Linked DNA regions of Homo sapiens: region 1 is linked to region 2. Evidence: chromatin loops called from intact Hi-C (ENCODE). Cell type or tissue: PC-9. All regions are shown on one strand. Links, peaks and the distances in the headings refer to the core of each region. The heading gives the core; the rest is flanking DNA. Region 1 has its middle 130 kb from the start of LINC00581. Region 2 overlaps CDKAL1 (CDKAL1 threonylcarbamoyladenosine tRNA methylthiotransferase).

Region 1 (10,591 bases), core at 879-8,878, 360 kb before region 2:
TCCTGATTTCATGATCCATCCGCCTTGGCCTCCCAAAGTGCTGGGATTATGGGCGTAAGCCACCAATTGCTGGGATTATGGGCGTGAGCCACCGGGCCCGGCCATAAATTCCTTTCTTATAACATTGATGGTCTCAGGTAAAAAGCAATCTGGTGAGTTGTTGACACAAATATGTGAATAAGGACAACAGTAGCAGCAGACATAGCTGCTAGCTCTCCTTCCTTGTAGGTATAATCCCAGTTGATTGACTTGTTTTCCTAGCCTCCTTTTTAGCCTTGGGTGGCCATGAGTCATAGTTCTGGCCAATAAGACCTAAGCACAAGTATGCTAGGGGTGTCACTGATAGTGTTTGCCTGATAGAAGGGGACAGACATAGCTGGCATCTTTCTTTATCTTTCATGCTGTCAGCGGGAGGCAACCAGCAAGAGGGAGAGGCTGAGAGTCACAAGAAGACAAGTTACTTCATTACTGCCCTTGTTTTCTCCCTGCGTGGAACCCTAGATCCCTCTGGCTACTTTCTCTCTCCAATCCCCTCCATGCCCTGTGTCCTTCTCTGACACTCTGCCCACTAATCTCTCACTCCGGCTCTAACTAATCATTGGCTTTCTCCACCACTGCCTGCCTCCTAAACCCCATCTCATTGCTGGGGAATATTCATGCACATTTGAGGGTTTGTTTTGTGTTATTATTTTATTGTGGTAAGAATACTTAAGATGAGATCTACTCTCTTAAAAGATTTTCAAGTGTACGATACAGGATTGTTAACTATAGGTGCTATGTTGTACTGTAGACCTCCAGAACTTACTAATTTTGCGTAACTGAAACTTTATACCCATTGGTTCACAACTCCCTATCTCAATCTTCCTCCCAGGCTCTGGCAACCCCCATTCTACTCTCTGCTTCTGTGAGTGTGGCTATTTTAGGTACCTCCTAGAGGTGGAATATGCAGTGTTTATCTTCCTTTTTTCTTTTCTTTTCTTTCTTTTTTTTTTAAGACAGAGTCTCACTCTGTTGCCCAGGCTGGAGTGCAGTGGTGTGATCTTGGCTCACTGCAACCTCCGCCTCCCGGGTTCAAGCAATTCTCCTGCCTCAGCCTCCTGAGTAACTGGGATTACAGGCACACACCACCACACCCAGCTAATTTTTGTATTTTTATTAGAGATGGGGCTTCACCATGTTGGTCAGGCTGGCCTTGAACTCCTGACCTTGGGATCCACTCGCCTTGGCCTCCCAAAGTGCTGGGATTACAGGCATGAGCCAACGCACCTGGCCATAGTGTTTATCTTTCTGTAACTGGCTTATTTCACTGAGCATAATACCCTCCAGATTCACTCATTATTACATATGGCACGATCTTCTTTTTGAAGGCTGAATAATATTCCATTGCACGGATACATTTGAGGTTTTCACCTTTTCCCAGGCCTCGTCTGTAGCCATGTCTAAATTCACCCTGACCCATGGCTAAAGGAGAATGAGAAACACTGGAACATAATGACTTTCCCTGACACGTCCACATTCTGAATCTTAAATAACTCTGTTTCAAGTGCACTAAGTGATCTCTGCCTCCCTGTTCTCTTGGTTCTCTTCCCATCATTACTAGCTATAGGGTGATGATGAATGTTTGGGTCAAAAAGACCTGGGTTCTCTTTCCAACTCTAACAAGGTTGCCAACGAAATTAATTCCGTTTTACCCTCCAGTTCCTCTCTTGTAAAATAAAACCATTTTGGCCGGGCGAGGTGGCTCAAGCCTGTAATCCCAGCACTTTGGGAGGCCGAGGCGGGCGGATCACGAAGTCAGGAGATCGAGAGCATCCTGGCTAACACGGTGAAACCCCGTCTCTACTAGAAATACAAAGAAATTAACCAGGCGTGGTGGCGGGCGCCTGTAGTCCCAGCTACTCGGGAGGCTGAGGCAGGAGAATGGCTTGAACCCTGGAGGCGGAGCTTGCAGTGAGCCGAGGTCGCGCCACTGCACTCCAGCCTGGGCGACAGGGCGAGACTCCGTCTCAAAAAAAGAAAAGGAAAAAAATAAATAAATAAAATAAAACCATTTTACATTTCAGGGCTGTTATAAAATAGAAACAAGCTAACATATAAGCCAGGTAATAGATGTTGAGTATATATTAGCTATTATTCTTAACATGGCCGATATCAGTAGGCAGAGTCAGCTCTGCCACCCTGGCCCCACCTGACCTGACCCCATCAGTAAGCAATTCGTTCACTGGGTTAAGCATTGCCTTATCTCCAAAGCTCCCTTTTATTCTCGAGAGGGGGAGGTTCATTGCTACAAAGACATTCACTTAATTTTCTCTTTAAAAAGTTCATTATTTCAGTAGAAGAAGATGGGATAGAATTAGAACACTAGAGCTACACCAAGGGAGACAAGATAGAAGATGCTGAGTGCTGTGGAATGGGGAGGAAGAAAAACAGTGGGAAAAGTAAAAAAAGAACTAGGGCAAATGCACCTTGGCCCCAGAGACGGTCCTAATTAATTTCCTTTCTTCTCTGTTGCTATTTTGGCTTCCTTTGGTTTAAAAATAAAAAGTCCTGTTTTTGCTCTGATTATGTCTTTTATTTTCATATTTATGAGATTAAAATGGCATAACCTGCCTAGGATGCACCGTGATCTAAGGCACTTGATGTATGTTCGAGAAGAAAGGGGGGAAAAGGCCTCAAGTCTGACCCGAGGAGGCAAAATGCTTATGTAGCATGAGAACTTTATTGACTTAAGTTTCAGGATTGTTCTCTCAGGGAAGGAAAACCATCTTAAAAAACAAACAAACTTGTATTCTGGGGTATTTCCCAGAAAAGACGCAGGTATGGTTAGTAAGATGGGATTTGGTTTTGTTTTTCGAGCTTCAGCCGGGTGGTAAAAGGTCAGTCCTGTGTTGTAATCCACTCTGGTGCCTCTCTCCCGTAAATCTAACCACAGCCCTAGAAAAGCTATGCAGTGTGGCAGTTAGTAAAATGAAATTTCTTTTTAAAACGTCTTCCCCCTTAAAAAGTTACTGCTGAGTCTTAGAATGTTCTGGAAAAACGCTGTTGCTCGAAATTTCAGAATAATTTCCCTAGGAGAAAGCTGTTAAAATGATTTATCTTAAAATAAGTTACTGAGATGGGAAGATGGAGAAAAGTAGACATGTCTCACATGGGTGAGGTCTTGAGAATGGGTGAGAAGAAAAAATGGTGTGGGGATGTGTGGGGTGAGTTTCTATAAGAGCCGCATCACCTTCTGACCCGTGAGTAAAAATGTTGGTTAATAGGAAGCCAGTCAGCTCTGTCCCCATGTGCTCAACGCGCCACAATCTATAGCAAGCACAGACACAGACAGTACGTCAGCACTGTCCTGGGCCCTGCGCCTCCGGGTAGGGATGCCCCAGCTTTGCCCCATGGAGTCGGGGGTCCCCTGAGGTCTCCTTCTTCACACCCTTACAGCCTAAAGCAATACCAGCCGTGGCCGCACACTGGATGAAGCTGTCAAATGATTGAATCGCACAGCAGTGAGCATCGCTGGGATATATTGTATATTGTGGGTCCCCATTTTAAATTGGATTACAATCCTGACTTCATCACTGTCATTTGTAATTAGGTCTGGCATTCTAGACTTAATGCAGCCACCACTGTGTATCTACGACTGTGACAAGAGGCCATCTGCACACACCACGAACTAAAAGCCGCATTTTGACCCCCGGCCTGATACCAAAGCTCAGTGCAACAGTGTGAGAGACCACGGCTTCAACTTCATCTTTCCCCTTTTCTTTATCTAACTTTTCTTACACAAAACTAGGCAGCAAAAAAAAAAAAAAAAAAAAAAAAAAAAAAAAAAAGGGCAAAGGAGAAATCAAGAGCCTATACAATCTATAAACTAGCTCATCAGCTCCTAAATCAAGAGGCCAACTCTTTTGTTATGGTTTGAATTGTGTCTCCCACCCTAATTGTGACTGTATTTAGAGACAGAGTTGGTGTGGAGGTAATCAAGTTAGAATGAGGTCATTAGGGAGGGCACTACTACAATCTGACTGCTGTCCTTATACAAAGGGGAAATTTGAATACGGTCTCAGGCACACAGGGAGATCATTTTGTGAGGATGAAGGCAGGGATCCGGGTGATGCCTCTACCAGCCAAGGAACAACAACGATGGGCAGCAAACCACCGGAAGCCAGGGGAGAAGCCTGGAACGCATTCGCCCTCACCGGCCCCGAAAGGAACAGATCCCATAACGCTTTGATCTCAGACTTCCAGCCTCCAGAACTGTGAGACAATACATTTCTGTTGTTGAAGCCACACAGTTTGTGGTATTTTATGACAGCAGCCTTAGCAAACTAATACATCTTTGTATTTTAAAATCACGGATAGAAGAGTGTGGGTATCCACTGAAACCACAAGCGGCTTCCCACAGGTTGTTTACGGTCAGCTTTATGCTTAGAGGGAGGTGTGAGAGTCTCATAGTAACACACAGAAATCTGCATTATTTATGACTAAAAGCAAAAGCAAAATGTCTTGTTTGTCAGTCACTCCCCTCTAGGTAAGTCTTGTCCAAATTCTTGAGTTATTAATAGCTTAATTTCTTTCCCACACAGCTATGATCTGATTAAGACGAGAGGGATCCATTTAAACCAATCTACTGTATTCTTTTCTATTCGTGCAGTGGCACAATCTCAGCTCATTGTAGCCTCCGCCTTGTGGGCTCGAGTGATACTCCCACCTCAGCCTCCTGAGTAACTGGGACAACAGGCATGCACCACCACACCCAGCTTTTTTTTTTTTTTTTTTTTTTTTCCATAGAGACTGGGTTTCGCCATGTTGCCCAGGCTGTTCTTGAACTCGTGAGCTCAGGCAATCCACCTGCCCCAGCCTCCCCAAGTGTTGGGATTACAGTTATGAGCCACCGTGCCTGGCCTTGTATTCTTGACATTAATCTATTGAATGTATGTTGCTGCCACTTCAAGAGCAGTACAGATGTAAATGAAAATAAGAAAAAATAAATCAGGGAGCCATAACATGAACACTCCTTCTGCCATGCAACAGCAATTCTCCATTCAACTCTTAAGCATATTAATATCTTTATTGCTTATACGACCATTTACTAACCGGTTCAGCAAGAGTTGGGAAAGGGGGCAGAAATCTCTCGAAGTTCCAGTTGATTTCTTTTGGGGCCATGATTATTATCGGGAGGATTCAAAACTAGTCTAGCAGATCCCAAATGGAAGTGTCTCTGCCTTGTACAAAGGAGACTGATTTTGAAGCCTTCCTGCCTAGGACTGCACCCTGTGTGTGTCTTATGAGCACTTGCCTGTGCTGGAAAATATTGACATCAACAGGAAAGCAAAGCAGATTGAATGAATATTATCAAAATAGATTTTCTGAACTCACTTTTGCAAAAATAATCCATTCCATTGACTATGTACATGTGAGCCAGTGGTGAAAATACACTTCTATTTGGAAATCTGCTGTCAGATGGAATGGCATTTCATCATCCTCTCCAAGCCACTTCCCCCAGGGTCACCACCACCACCAACCCTCATATTTACATTTCCTCACATTACTTCACTTTGATCTGCCTTTTTCCTTCTAAGCTACCAAGCAGGAATTTCAACAAAACCCCACCCAAAGTCTGCTCCCTATACTACAGGTCCTGATAATTTTTTTTTTTTTTTTTTTTTTTACAAACAGAAAACTAAAATTGGGTATAGCATTAAGTGGAGCAGAAAATTGTCACTCTCGTTTTATGGCCCCGAAGGCAACACCTTATGTCCAATCTGCAGAATGCCAAAGATACCATTTGGTGCTCAAAAAAGGGAGAAAAAATGGCTGTAAATGGGGCTCCGTGTGTGGCACTTTCATGCAGGTTTTCCAGTCAAGTAATCAAGGAATTTCTCTAAGATCCTTTTCAAGGCAAGATATTTTTAAAGACTCCTTAGCAAAAAAAAACATTTTAGGCCCAAATTCAAGTAATTTGGTAATAAACGTTGCGTGCTGGGTGAACTATTTGTCTCATATGAGCACATAGAAGATATGTGTTCTGTAAACCTTGTAAGAGTTTACCTTCAATTTCAATCCCCTCTGCAAATGCATTAGGATTGTAATCTCCTTAATAGCAGCGACTATGAATGTGAAGGCTCATATGCTTGGTAACAATCTGGCTGAATGGGAAAAGTCCAGTAACTGCAGGCAGAGAGGCCTGGGTTTAATGGGGGCTCCACCACTTTGCTGGCTTTCTGATCTTCAGAAAATTACTTACCCTAGAGGGCTATTGTGAGGATTAAATGAGCTAATGTGTGAAGTGCAAGCACTGATTCAGAGCAAGTGCTCAATAGTTGCCTTTACTACTGTTTATGTTCCAGGCCATATTGGGCCCAGAGTAAATTGGAGCAGGAGTCTAATGGGCTCCTTGGCCTGACAACCCTCAATTTGCTATGAAGAGCATAAATATGAAATAAACATGCATATTTGCATCTCTTGATTGGGTACTTTCGTCTCAGTCAGTCTATTCAAGGTCCTAGTGGGTTCATAAATCCATTTCATTTGAATCCAGAGTTCCCCCCACAACTTCTCATACACATTCTCACATACTGAACACTTCATTACAAACCTGGGCATGACGAATGTCTATTCCTTCACTTGTTGAGACGACCTCTCTCATCCAGCCCATCTACCTCTTCCTGGCTGCAATTACTGCCCTTTCCAACCTGGGCTTCAGAATGGATCATTCATCAGCAGGGTTCTTCCTCACAGCGGTAATTCCTTACCCTCCCCACTCTCAGTCCTGGTCCGGTGTTATCACCACCGTCTGCTTTCTTTTCTCTTATGCCTGGGCTGCTGGACATTGTTGTGAAAAGTCAAGATGATTGGTCCATTCATTCATTCATTCATTTAACCAATATTTACCAAGTTTCCTAAAGCTTTATTGGGCACTGGAGATATAGAGTCAGGACAGACCCAGAGGTCCCTACATCCGTCACATTTACAGACTAGTAGAGGGACAGCCACAGACGACACACAGATACCATTGCACAATGTGACCAGGGCTATGAAGGACGTGCTGGGATGAAGGAAGATGGGAAGAGGGAGGCCATTCCAACAGCAGTGGCCTGAGGAGGCGCTGCTCAGGAGAGGCGTTCACGCTGAAGCCTGAAGGATGAGAGGGAGCAGCATCTGCAAAAGCCCTGGGGAGGGAATGCACCTGACACATTTGAAGGCCCACAAAGGCCCATGTGGCTGAAGCAAGGACTTTTGGGGAACTGTGGTGTGGGACAGGGTGGGAGGGCAGAGCAGGGCTCTGCTTATGCCTGGCCTGAGAGGTATTGGTGAGAAGCTAGAATTTTATCCTCAGAAAAATGAGAAGCCATTGATGAGATTTAAGCAAAGAAGGGTCATGATAGGATTAGGATTTACCAAGAAAGGAGGCTCACTTATCTCCACCCCTCGACTGGCCCATTCTGGCCCCCAGTTCTCCTGGGCTTGCTATGGATTCCCTGATACGGGTGCTCAAAAGCTCTTCTTGCTGAATCTTCATGCACAAAGGGCCCACCTCTCAGCCCTCACCCTCACCCTCTACTTGACTGAAAAATTAAGGTCATCCTCTCTCTCTCTTCTCATGTTAAAATATGCATATCATAACATTTGCCATTTGCCATTTGAACCACTTTAAGTGTACATTTCAGTGTTCTTGAGGACATTTACATTGTGCATAACCACTACCACTGTCCATTTCCAGAACTTTTCGTCTTCTTTTTTTTTTTTGAGACAGAGTTTCACTCTAGTCACCCAGGCTGCAGTGCAATGGCCCGATCTCAGCTTACTGCAACCTCCACCTCCTGGGTTCAAGCAATTCTCCTGCCTCAGCCTCCCGAGTAGCTGGGACTACAGGCGCCCGCCACCACACTTGGCTAATTTTTGTATTTTTAGTAGAGATGAGGTTTCACCACGCTAGCCAGGCCGGTCTCGAACTCCTGACCTCAGGTGACCCACCCGCCTCGGCTTCCCAAAGTGCTGGGATTACAGGCATGAGTCACTGTGCCCGGCCACTTTTTCATCATTTCAAACTGAAATTCTGCACCCACGAAACAACATCCTTTTTCTTTTTTATTTTTATTGAGACAGGGTCTCGCTCTGTCACCCAGGCTTGAGTGCAGTGGCACAATCTTGGCTCACTGCAGCCTCTGCCTCCAGACTCACCCTCAATCTCCCCAGTAGCTGGGACTCACAGACGCACACCACAGCGCCTGGCTAATTTTTGTATAACTGGGTTTTGCCATGTCACCCAGGCTGGTCTCGAACTCCTGGACTCAGGTGATCTGCGCACCTCGGCCTCCCAGAGTGCTGGGATTACAGGCTGGGATTACCGCACCTGGCCAACAACATCTTTTTTCTTCTAACTTCCTCTGTAGCTTTACCAGCAGCTTCCATCTTGTCTCTGAAGGAAAAGTGGGCCTCTCCTGAGCCAAGGCTTTTTGTTCATTCCACCTTCTCCAACCGTCCTTGAACCATTTCCACGGACCCAGCCGGCTCACATCTTCAGTCTCTGCACTCTCTCCTTATCCCTCACTGACAGACAGGCCTATGTCTTTCCATCGCTAATGTCTATGAATAAATGAATGAACGTATTTTTAAAGGGCCAGGTGTGGTGGCTCACGCCTGTAATCCCAGCACTTTGAGAGGCCGAGGCAGGTGGATCGCTTGAGGCCAGGAGTTCAAGACCAGCCTGGCTAACATGGTGAAACCCCATCTCTACAAAAAATACAAAAAACCAAAGTGGGCATGATGGTGCATGCCTGTAATCTCAGCCACTCGGGAGGCTGAGGCAGGAAAATTGCTTGAGCCTGGGAGGTAGATGTTCCAGTGGGCCAAGATTGCACCACTGCACTCCAGCCTGGGTGACAGAGCTAGTTTCCATATAAAAAAAAAGAAAAAGAAAAAATATATATATATGTGTGTGTGTGTGTGTGTGTATACATATACATATACATATATATATATATATATTCAAAATCCTTCCCTCAGCTATACTACTCCCTTGGCCTAAGCTTAAATTTCTCCTTTGCTTCAATGCCTAGGTTCTGAGTTGTTCTGCACACGCTGCCTGTATGGCTGACACCAGCGATGTCCCCAGCCCCAGGGATCATGAGCCCTGGCCTTGCTGCAGCAGGTGACACTGCTACTGCTCCTCCTCCTCCTTGAAATTCTTTGATTCCTTGGCTTCTGTGATGCTGTATTTCAGTGGTCCCTCACACATGGGATGCGTCCTTTTCTGTCTCCTTCCCTCATCCCTCTCCTTCCCCTGGCCTTAAACACAGGAGCTCCTTAGGATCTGTTCTCGAATCCACTGCTCCTACCATCCGGCTCATTTTCTCTGCTGCCAGCTGGACATTCCCATGGGGACGGCCCGTCAGCATCTCAAATGCACTAGTTTCAAAACCAAACTCATCCTGTCCCCTGACCAGACCCAGCTTCACTTCCAGCTTGTGTATCCCAAAGGTCATAATTGCCACTGCCCCAGTTCACATCCTCATTAACACTTCCCTTTACTACGGCAAGAATCAAACTCCATTCTTACCCTGCGTGTATCCATCCTATCTGTTGCTTCTAGATGAATCCTCCTAAAACATGGGCTTGATCATAGCACTCACCCGTCCAATCACATCAGTGACACACTGTGACACACCTTGAGCCTGACATACAACAGCCCCGTGCCCTGGCTCCAGGCAATCTTTCAGCTTTATCTATGACAACGAACCAGGCCACAAACATCTCAAGCATGTCTATGGCATTCTGAGCTCTTGTCCCTTCCCTTGCTTCCCCATCTGACTTTTTTATCCCTTTCTTTCTTCAGGGTCCTTCCAAGTGATGCTATTTCTTCCTAAAATGTCATGCAATTCCCGAATGTGGTTTCTTCCTACAGTACTTTGTTGCAACTTCCTGTTGACACTAGTTCTGTCCTTAGTTGCTCTACCTGATGGTAGTTTCTTTCCCTTCCTTCCCTTCTCCAAACCACTTTGCTTGTCTGTAAAAGTATGACCGGAGGCCTTGATGACCTCTCCTGCATCTCCCCATCTACCATTTCTGAGTCTGTGGCTTTGGCAGCAGAAGTCCTGGTGTGTAGACACAATTTACTCTGTGCCCGATATGGCCTGGAATATAAACAGTAGTAAAACAATGGACCACAGTTGAAGGCTTGGGTTCCACAGGCTGCTCTACCTGAGCAAATCCCTTGACCACACTGGAAATCACATCTCCATCTTTGAAACTAATGATTTAGATTTGGAAGATCTCTTAAATCTTCTAAGTTACCACCTTTTAATTCCCATTTCTCCCAACACCCAAGACAATGCCTACTGTTTACAGAACAAGTTAGCTCTTTTCACCTATCATATTGTTTACTTCTTAAACCAACAAAGTGAATTCCAAGGCACGATAACCTTTATCAAGAAAGAAAAGTAAGCCAGGCATGGTGGCTCATGCCTATGATCCCAGCACTTTAGGAGGCCAAGGCAGGAGGATTGCTTGAGGCCGGGAGTTCAAGACCAGCCTGGCAACACAGCAAGACCCCCATCTCTACAAAAAATTTTCAAAATTATCCAGGTATGGTGGT
Region 2 (10,591 bases), core at 962-8,961:
TAGTCTTCTCATTCAAAAGATGAGACTCAAAGTGAAGCTAAAGAGATAAAATCCGTTTTCCCAATTGACAGCAACAAGAAACTTATTTCTTGACTCCAAATCAAATGTTTTCACAGCCTGTTTCAGAAGAATTCCACAAAATGAGTAAAATTACAGAATATTTTGAATATATAAAGATATACAAAATATCTTACAGTGAACATACAGAACAGAAAAATACAACCAGACTCTACCAGGTTTGTATTATCTAATGTTAATATATTAGCAGCAACAATATTACATATATTTATTTAATTTTAACTTGCTTCTATGATCTCCACCTCAAATAAAGGAAAAAGAACTAATAACCACACTCCTTGCATGATAGTTAGAAACTGAAAACAATCCAAATGTTTAACAACGAGAAATGAGTAAGCAAAAAAAAGAATGTCAATAAAATGTTATGTAACCTCTAAAAAATGATAAATTATATGGACCAGACTGAATCATAGAAATGTTCATTCAAAACAATGATGGGAGAAATGGAATACAAATTAAGAGGTGTTCAGTTGTGAATTTAGAGAACAATTTAAGTAGTTAAAATTTAACATGCATTGTATTCTTTTTTTCCTATAAGGTTGTACCATGTCGATAATATAAACCAACAAGAAGCAAGCAGATGAATTAGCAAGCTGTCAGAGAAGTTTGGAATGAAGCTTTCTTTCTCTTGATAAACTTCTTTACAGCTAGAAATAGTAGCAGAGGTTTATAAAACCACCCTACTATTTATTTCAAAGAGAATAATTAGAGCACCTAAATACTCAAGTGCCCTAAGAACTTCAGTTTCCAGGGCCTGGAGAAAATAATAGTTAAAATTCTTTTTGTTCCCCTTCATTTCACTACTTATTACATTCCTACCCCCAAACAAACAACCCCAAATCTACATGCCTCCAAACAGAAAGAGAAGTCAGGTGGGACAGCCTGAAAGTTCTAAAAGAAGAAAAATAGGAATATTCATCCACTTTTGCATTTCTTTAAAATTTGATTAAGTATATAATACAAATAAACTAAACCAAACCAAACCAAAACAACAAAACTAGAGCAGACATGTCAGTGTTTAAGAAAAACTAACTGAAACATACAGCAAAGCATATAGAGAGGGGTATGTTTAATAAGAAAAACAGTGTGTTTGACTATGAATGACACTGATGAAAGATTATCTTAGCCCATTTTTATAGTCCAAAAAATAAAGAGAATTTTGGGGAGGAGAAAGGATGGAGAAGAGGTGACTGATTGTACAATCTGCACTTAACCAGAGCAAAATTTAAAATGATTTCTTTCACATCAACTTCGTAAGAAATAATTACAGTTATATCAGACAAGTGGATTTTTAAAGCCTGTGGATCTGTCCTTATTGGGCAACAAAATACATTTTTAGTCTAAGTACTGTTCAGATAATACAATATCAAGTTTTCTGCTACCCAATATTTTATCAAAAACATAGCCATGAGAAACAGCAGATAACTGGCTGAAAGATGTGGGGTCCATCAGTTAATTCCTCTAGCTGGTCTAAATTTGTTGTTGAATTAAGCCATGCTGGGAAAAGACTTTGTACTTGGACTTTTTTTGAACTGTGATCTGGCACTCTCACTTACAGTGAGGAAGAAAGGAAAGCAGTTCCCATGTGCCCAGAGATGAGGACATGAAGTATCACAAGACAGGCCACTGGCAGATTTTCCATTCCAGTCTCAAAGCAGGAACAGCTGTGTTCCCCGTCTCTGACACCTCTATCTTATAGACTGTGTAAAGCATGTTACTGATAATATTTTCTTTTTTGCATTGGCTTCTAAAAATCTGTGATGAAATATGAAGTCTAATAAGTGTATGAGGCTGGAGGACATGTATTTTTGATGGTAATCTTATCATTGTAATCATCTCATTTTTCCTACATTAATTGTGCCCTTTCTCTTGATTTCTTCAACCAATTTCTTTTTTTTTTAAGAGATGGGGTTTCACTACATTGCCCAGGCTGGTCTTGAGTTCCTGGGCTCAAGCAATCTGCTCGCCTCAGCCTCCCAAAGTGCTGGGATTACAGGTGTGAGCCACCATGCCTGGCCTCTTCAGCTGCATTTTTAAAAATCTTAACCTCTTACATGTCTGTCTGTGAAATGCTTCCATTCCTGTGCATGGGTATAAATAAATAAATTCTATTAATAGGTCAACATTGCACAGGCACATGTCACCTATAAAACCATTCTATACTTTGTCCTAGAAAATTGCTTCTAATATTTATACTATTGACTCATCTCTAAAGTGAACCCTCATCTCATAATAGTAAGTGTAACCTAACAGATGTTAATGTGAGATGCAAGAAAATAGGTATTTCTCATTATTTTCTTGGCTAAAATATAATTGCCAAAATCTTTCATTATTTTACTCTCTATCATATATTTATTTACAAATTAATAACAAAGGAAATGGTACACATTAAAATTCATGAAACTTTCTTCAGCCAAGGACAGTTTCCCCTCATTTGATGACATTATGTAAACCAAAGAAAAACAACTGTAATGTTCCTTTCCCAGGTCACACCATGTGAGTAACTAACGTACCCACTAAAGTGAATGGCACAATAGAAAATGATGAAAGGGCCATGAAAAAGCTAAATGGATATGATCTATAGTAAATAAAAATATATTGTGCCATTCTGTTTATTGTTTCTATTCTCAGTGAAAGTTTGCACACTGTTCTAAGATAAATGAAAACCACATTGGAAAGTAAAATAAAAATCAGGAAGAATTTTAGCAGACATTCTCTAGAAGACAAAATAGTCATTAGAAAATGGAACCATCCACAACTGAGAAGCATATCATTTAATGATTTGGAGACTTTCAAAATTATAAAAGGAAAGCGATAAGTGTACAATGTTTGACAGGGGTATGGAAAAAAAAAGCCGCTTGACTTATGTACTTAAAGGACTTGAGCTTTCTGGCTTTCCATACCAAAAACTAATTTACAGAAAGAACACAAAGGCAATTCATATCAAAACACTGCCCTCAAAGTCTCCTGAGACTCTGAGCCAGGTACTAACAGGAAGTGTAAGGTTATAGTCACCTTGGATCACCTTCTCAAGTTCAGACCTTCAGAGTACCTCATCACTAAATTAAGGTATCCTTAAATCTGACCTGCTGAAACAAGCATACCTATATGTGGACTTTAAATCACCTCGGAGTAAATAAATTTAAGCTAGTATCCAAGGGGTAACATGTTTCCATTTGCATGTGTGGACAAACTTTAAATAAAAATAAATTGTTACTACTAATGTTCAAAGGCTAATGGTAAAAAAAAAAAATTATCAATTGAGAAACATTTATCTTCAAACTTAAAAAAAAAACTTACATTAAGCAAACTGCTAATGTTTTTCCTACATTTATCCTCATGCCTTCAACTTTAGATCACTCTTCCAACCAGTATTTAACCTGAATGATCTCATCAAAAGGTAACAAGGATGATTAATGCTGATGCAATGTAATTCCTGCCCTGCCCTAGCCTAAAATATATTGGACAATATGAGTTCTCTGTGAACAGCATTAAGTGCTGTACAGATATGGATTACGGTACAGTGAATAGTAACGCACTTCCTGTTAAACATCACCAACAAAAGTTAGAAATGAATAGAAAGTACACAAAGCACATACTATATTGGCAGTTCCTCAGGCCTGTGGCTAGAAACCCACTGATGCGCATGACAGGGATGAAGAGACTGAAGTCTGAGCACAGTAAAAGTCACAAAGAGCCTCCCAGCCAGGCCGTGGAGTCTGCAGTGAGCTCAGGGAGGGAGACCGTGACCAGAAGGGCCATCCCCCTTCCCTCCTCACACACAAAAGGAGCAGAGTTTACTGGTAATGGTTTACAGCTAAGCCAGCTGACCCAAACTGTTGTCAAGTCTAAGCATGAGTCAAGCTCTCTTGACAACTTAAATCAACAGTTTGGGTGCAGTCAACCCGCCACTTAGCTGAGTTCCTGCCACAATCTATTGTTTAGAATTAACTGAAACTGATTACATCTCTCAGGACTCTGGGCAGCAGCCAATCCATGAGCGTTTTGAAGATAATTTACCCCCTGCACTGCAAATAATGCTCAAAGTTAACTCTATGGCTAGGCGTGAACCTGTAGAACAACTTGGGACAAATGTTATGTTTATTTATTTATAACCAAACAGTGGAATGAGTTAAGGTTTAACACTATCTGAAGATTAGAGAACTAATTCTGATTTTTAAATGTAACTTAATTTCATACCTCGGGACCTGCAAAGTAGGAGGCCATGCTGGGGGCCACTATCATTCCAAATCCTTGTAGCTTTGCTAAAATATGTTGGTGGGTCAGCCTTCTGCCCAGCTACCGTTGCTGAAATTCCTTCCAAAACAAGATCTCAAACATTGGCCCTTCAGAGTTCCTGACCTATTCTGTTGTTTCTTCTTTTGCTTTAAGACATTAAATACCCCAGCCAAAGGTAAATTATATTTAAGAAAGATAAGTTCCCACGCATTATCAACCAACAACACTTCAAAGACAATGACTTCATACAAAACTAACCACCAGCAACAAGGACCATAAGGTGTCCCAGGAAAGTAGACATTTATTAGAGAAGCAACTGAAATGTCCGGACGGATGGCACTATGGGGGTTGAATTAGTGTGTGGGGTGCTACCTTAGGTGAGGTAAATAAAGAAAGGTGTACAAATGGTGACGAAAACTCTGGTTTTGAAAAAATGTATCTTTAATTTCAACTTTGACAACCCCAAAGGATGGCATCGTTCTTAGAGACATTAGTTGATATCAATTAATATGTAACTATTACATATTTACCCTCTGCTTTCTCAATCTTTTGGGTGAGTTCTGCCCACTGAACTGTACGTTCAACTTAGGGGCATTTTATTAAAAAAGCTGTAGAAAGAAAATAAAATATTTTCAATGTTTTTTTTCCTTCATATTTTTGTGTGCATTTTAGATTAAATGGGCTGTCTTTCACTTAATCTGCAACAAATTCTTGTCTTTATTTTTTAGGTATCATTTATTGATTGTGTTCTGTATTGTGGTTGTTTTGTTATTAATATTGCTTTGAATACATAAAAAAGTAGCAGCAATCATTTAAGGAGTGCCTACCAGGGACTGTATTAAGCCCATCTTAACACATATTATCTCAATTCTCAAAAAAAACCTTAAAGAAAGGATGTAATTATCCTCATTTTTACAGAAAAGCAAATCAAGGTAAGAGAAGTTAAGTAATTTGGTCCACATACCACAAAGATAGGATTTAGTCTATCTATCTAATCTGTATATCAGTTTAACTGGCCCTATGCCTGTGCTCTCAATTACTGGACTACATTAAATTTTCTATCATCAGTATTGTGATTTTGATTACTCCCATACAGTTCTTGCTTGGAAGAAAATCCTGACAGTACCTCACTTCAGTATCTCTGTAACTAAGTGGCTGGGTTCATAAGATACTTGCTTTAGCATTCTTTCTCTGGCTCTTCATTCTTACTTACATAATAGTACCTGTGTCAGGTACCGTGGCACACACACACACATCTGTAATGCCAGCTACTTGGGAGGCTGAGACAAAAGGATCGCTTGAGCCCAGGAGTTCAAGATAAGCCTAGGAAACATAATGAGACCCTATCTCTTAAAAAAAAAAAAAAAAAAGGAAAAAAGGCCAGGCACGGTGGCTCACGCCTGTAATTCCAGCACTTTGGGAGGCCAAGGCAGGCAGATCACCTGAGGTAGGGAGTCTGAGACCAGCCTGACCAACATGGAGAAACCCCGTCTCTACTAAAAATACAAAATCAGCTGGGCGTGGTGGTGCATGCCCGTAATCCCAGCTACTCAGGAGGCTGAGGCAGGAGAATCGCTTGAACCTGGGAGGCAGAGGTTGTGGTGAGCCAAGATAGTGCCATTGCACTCCAGCCTGGACAATAAGAGTGAAACTCTATCTCAAAATAAATAAATAAATAAATAAAATAAAAAAGACAGAAGTACGTAATAGTACCTGTGAACCTGTGAACTCTAACAGAGTTCCTTTCTGTCAAAAACAGCTAAAAGTAGTTGAAGATATGGGACTATTTCTAATATAACCAACATATATTTCTGTCTAACATTGTGAGTGAACAAGCCTTTTATGGCAGCCAGGTGGTGCCACGGAAAACCAGACACTGCCCCCGCCATTAAATACATGTGAAAGGGAGAAAAAAATAACTTCTCCAAGCAAATGAAAATGAAGGAAGCCAGACTATGACTTCTAAGTTGCAGTCTAATTCCACATGCTCATAATCATGTTAATTAAATTGGCAAAAACTATCTTATCCCTTAATTTTTACTTTTTTTGGAGGAAAGAGTGAAAGAAAAAGGGGAGACAGAAAAATTTGTTTCTAATAGGGTTAGCACCACAGCTTCTAGGACTTTTAAACAGTATCATTTAGAACACTGGTGTTAGAAAAGCATTTTTACTTTGGACATAAAATACTTATTGGATAACAAAGACACAAAAGAGACAGTGGCCACTGTATAAAAAAAAAAGGTAAAAATTAAGCTGGAAGCAACTTCTAGGGTTCTTTCCTCAATGCTAGTTGAAAAAAGTAAACTAAATAGCCATAGTGTTATTTAGCATCTCCTAGTGGCTTGTGAGCATATGAAACATTTTGAAGCATGAATTTCAATGGTTCTATTTTGTCTATTGCTGTATGATGATTCCTATATATATATCCAATTAATTAAGAAAAAAATTTCGGAAATCACGGTGATGCACACCATACAAGACAGTCATCATTCACAACAGCAGAACCACAGGCTGCTGCTACAAGTGCATGAACCCCTCAGGCTTCTGACAAAGGTATTATGTAAATTTCATATATCTAATCACAGACGACACCACTAATATTTGTGTTATATAGCCTCAAGTCTATTTTTTAATGCAAGACAAAATTCCTCTAGGAAGTCTAATTCTATACACAGCACCTGACACAGCAGTAGAAAGAATGCCATACAGGATCTTAATTAGAAAAAAAAGTGATACATTTGCAGTGTCGTAACAAATGGGCAACTGTAGAAATGATTTCTCTTAAAAAATAAGACAGCAAGAAAGACAGAAAAGGAGTAACTCAAGGTGAGGACAGACTAAATCAGCTAGCTTAAAAAACAAAAAAACCAGCACCACCTAACAGCAAATGAGGAGGTGCCAGCCCTGGTGGCTCACGCCTATAATCCCAGCACTTTGGGAGGCCAAGGTGGGCAGATTACTTGAGGTCAGGAGTTTGAAACCAGCCTGGCCAATGTGGTGAAACCTCATCTCTACTAAAAATATAAAAATTAGCCAGGCATGGTGGCGGGTGCCTATAATCCCAGATATTTGGGAGGCTGGGGCAGGAGAATTGCTTGAACGTGGCAGGTGGAGGTTGCAGGGAGACGTATCTCACCATGACATTCCAGCCTGGGTGACAGAGCGAGACTCTGTCTCTAAATAATTAAATAAATAACAAATGAGAAGTATGACAGACGACAAAGCAAAGGAGGTAAAACAAGGTGGGCCATGTATATCTTCCCTTTTACCACGAGAAAAAAACTCCTACTTTATAGGATACAACTTCATTTAAATAGCCTGTGAGGAAGTGGAGAACAAAAAGAGTCACAAGCTACCTTCACACAGAAAAACACTACAACAAAAAAATCATAAACGTAATAACAGAAAACAAATAATAACATAAAAACTTGTGTTATTCAATTTTAGGCCAATAAAGGTTTATTCTGATCTAAAATAGTTAATTTTATCAACAGTACCCAATGTCATAATATTTGCAACAGGGTAGGCAATGCTTCAATTTTATATCTCATTATAATTTCCATTACTCAGGCAGAAGCTTATTCCAAACTTAAAGGAATTTCATTTTAATAAGAATACTTTCCAATAAGGTGACATGAAATAAATAGACATCAGTGAAAATAGCAACATATCCACATTTGTACTTTAAAAATCAACTTCGGTATTAGCACTCCGTTTTAGGTAAATTAGCACCTAATTAGTTCATTTTCACAGGAGCTCCTGCACAAAAACCAGAAATAAGACCCTCTCTATAAGTATACCAGAGTGGACCAAACAAAGCCTGACTGCATACATTTGACAAAATTATTACATTTATTTTCCGTGGCTTGATATTATTTCTGGAAAAATAACCTTGGACCCTATTGTTAGGCATTAAATAAGAAGTGCTATGAGTCCACACCTCTGGTAAGAGGTGAATATTTCAGCAATTTGTTTTGAGGAAGGTGTAAATTCACACTGCCCTTTCTGCTGGTACACCAAATACTGCAATGGTTTACCCCAGGGAGACTGTACAGAGAATGCAGAGCCTCCTGATTGACCCCTGCTGGCAATCAATTTATGGCCTCAAGCATAGAGGTTGATAGCCCTTGCAATTCTATATTAGTTTTTGTAACACAATATTATTTTTATTCATATAAATGTCAAATTCCTATTGGTAACATGACCTAAAAGTGTTGGTAACCTCAGCTAACACCCTTTAAAACATCTCAGAAATGGAGGAATTAAATTAAATTTTATATATTTTAATGTATAAGAAATTAAATTAAACCCAAGAAAGAAAATTAAGAACAATTTTTATTGCTAAACATGGGATACCAAGGCTGTGTAAAGGTTAATCATTTAAGAAATATATAATAGCTTGGAAGAACAAGCCATTTTATAATAATAATAACAATGAAATCACTGCCATTTAGTGTACGGAGTCAGCCGTAAAGAATTAGACAATCCAGAGCTAGGAAGGCAATACGTATTTTGAGTCTATTTACTACAGAATACGGTTATTTTGCCTTAAACTATATGGTGCACATAGGTGTGAAACTTCCAGTAGCAGGCTGTATGTACTGAACCAAACCCTAGAGATAGTCATCTTCTTCACCCATTCCCCAAATACTGCTACAATTAGGTGATGATGTGGTTGTAAAGACTTAGAAGAGGCGGCTGTTCTGGGTAACAGGATGTTTGCTTCCCTTGACCCAGAACTAGTATTCTGCCCAAGCCAGCACAGCCTTTGCTGTACCTTCCTGAGGGGTTCTATTTGCTTCTACTACAAGATTCTGAAGTCTCCACATCATACAAACATAAATTAGTTGCTTATAACACCAACAAAAGAAACCCTTCATTCAACAAAGATTTAATGGGTTTGTTCCAGGCACTGAAAACATACACACAAAAATACTCCTTATGTTATATGGGGGAGTCTGTAGGAGAGGACATATGCATGCAATCAAATAGAGCAATGTGGTATGTGCCATAATGGAGAGATAATCTATAAGGAGATTGTCTATGTAAAATACTTTGCATAATTCCTGGCATGTAGAAGAAATCAGTGAGTGGTAATGGTATAACTGTTGTTGTTACTGTTCCTTATACTGTAGGCAATGGGGAGCTAAGAAACAATTTTGATCAAAGAAATACAACGTTTTTATTTTAGAAAGAAAATTTCTGGCAATAAAGTGAAGGGTGGATTGGAAGGAGTGAGGCTAGAGTTATGAAAGAGATTTGGGAGACAACACAATTCAAGAGAATGTCCCACCTATACTTACTTAAAGAGGCAGTGATGGTGGGCATGAAGAAGTTAGACATGAGTCATTTAGAAGACACACTGAGGGGACCTGGTGCCAGAGTAGATTGGGTGGGAGAAGGTAAGGAGGAAGTCCAAAAAAAGTTTCTGATGTGGTTGTTTGGATGTGTGCCTGAGGAACACTGAAGTAAGATGGATGGATGGATGGATGGATGGATGGATGGATGGATGGATGGATGGATGGATGGATGAATGGAAGGCGTGGGGACAGAATTGATTGACTGAAATGAATTGATTTAAGGAGGAGGGGGTGGCCAACATAAGAAAGTGAAAAAATATGGATGAAAGACTGCCTGCCAGAGTCCACAATTAGAAATTTAACAAGAGCAGATACAATAAAACAGAGTAAGCAGAAACCAGATTACAGAGGATCAAGGAGTTGATGAAAGGTAGGGAAGGTGGAGACAGCAAGTGGTGTGGGGAGGTAGGTCACTCTTCAGAGGGGTGGGCAGTGAGGAAGAGTGAAGTACAGTAGGTAAAAAGCACCAGCTCTGGAACTAGGAAACCTGGGTTCCAATTCTTCTACCTAACTTCAAGCTCTCTGTGCTTCACTTTCCTCACGTATAAAAGGTAGACATCAAGGGGGTTCATTAGGATTCTGTTTCACAGAATTGTTGTAATAATTAAATGAGGTCTATATATATATATATACACATATATATACACATATATATGACTCATACATTCTAAGTGTTCAATAAATATTAGTAATTATAGAATTATTTGAAGGCAGTGAACATATTAATGTGGGGGATTACACCATAAAAGTTAAGATGGAACCTGATTATTTCATAAGTAGAAAAACACTCTCCAAAAACTGAATTGTATCATGATTCTTTCTTTTTTTTTTTTTTTTGAGTCAGAGTCTCGCTCTGTCACCCAGGCTGAAGTTCAGTGGCACAATCTCAGCTCACTGCAGCCTCCAGCTCCTGG

The links. Peaks named below come from ENCODE experiments on the same cell type or tissue, not always from the same donor. Only the 100,000 strongest peaks of a DNase experiment are listed, where the experiment ranks them.
Region 1: it touches region 2 in a loop (16-fold over the local background); 2 of 110 quality-filtered maps call a loop at or near these places.

The regions. Positions count from the first base shown.
Region 1 is chr6:21,376,673-21,387,263 of GRCh38, reverse strand. No RefSeq gene overlaps it. Among named protein-coding and RNA genes, the nearest start is that of LINC00581, 130 kb to the left of the region's middle. In PC-9, for the core only: no CTCF peak of the experiment used is centred there; DNase peaks (open chromatin) are centred at 2,813 and 5,523; H3K27ac peaks cover 2,699 bases.
Region 2 is chr6:21,015,871-21,026,461 of GRCh38, reverse strand. The region is part of intron 11 of CDKAL1 (CDKAL1 threonylcarbamoyladenosine tRNA methylthiotransferase); the gene reads right to left. Among named protein-coding and RNA genes, the nearest start is that of CDKAL1, 490 kb to the right of the region's middle. In PC-9, for the core only: no CTCF peak of the experiment used is centred there; DNase peaks (open chromatin) are centred at 3,511 and 4,061; H3K27ac peaks cover 2,356 bases.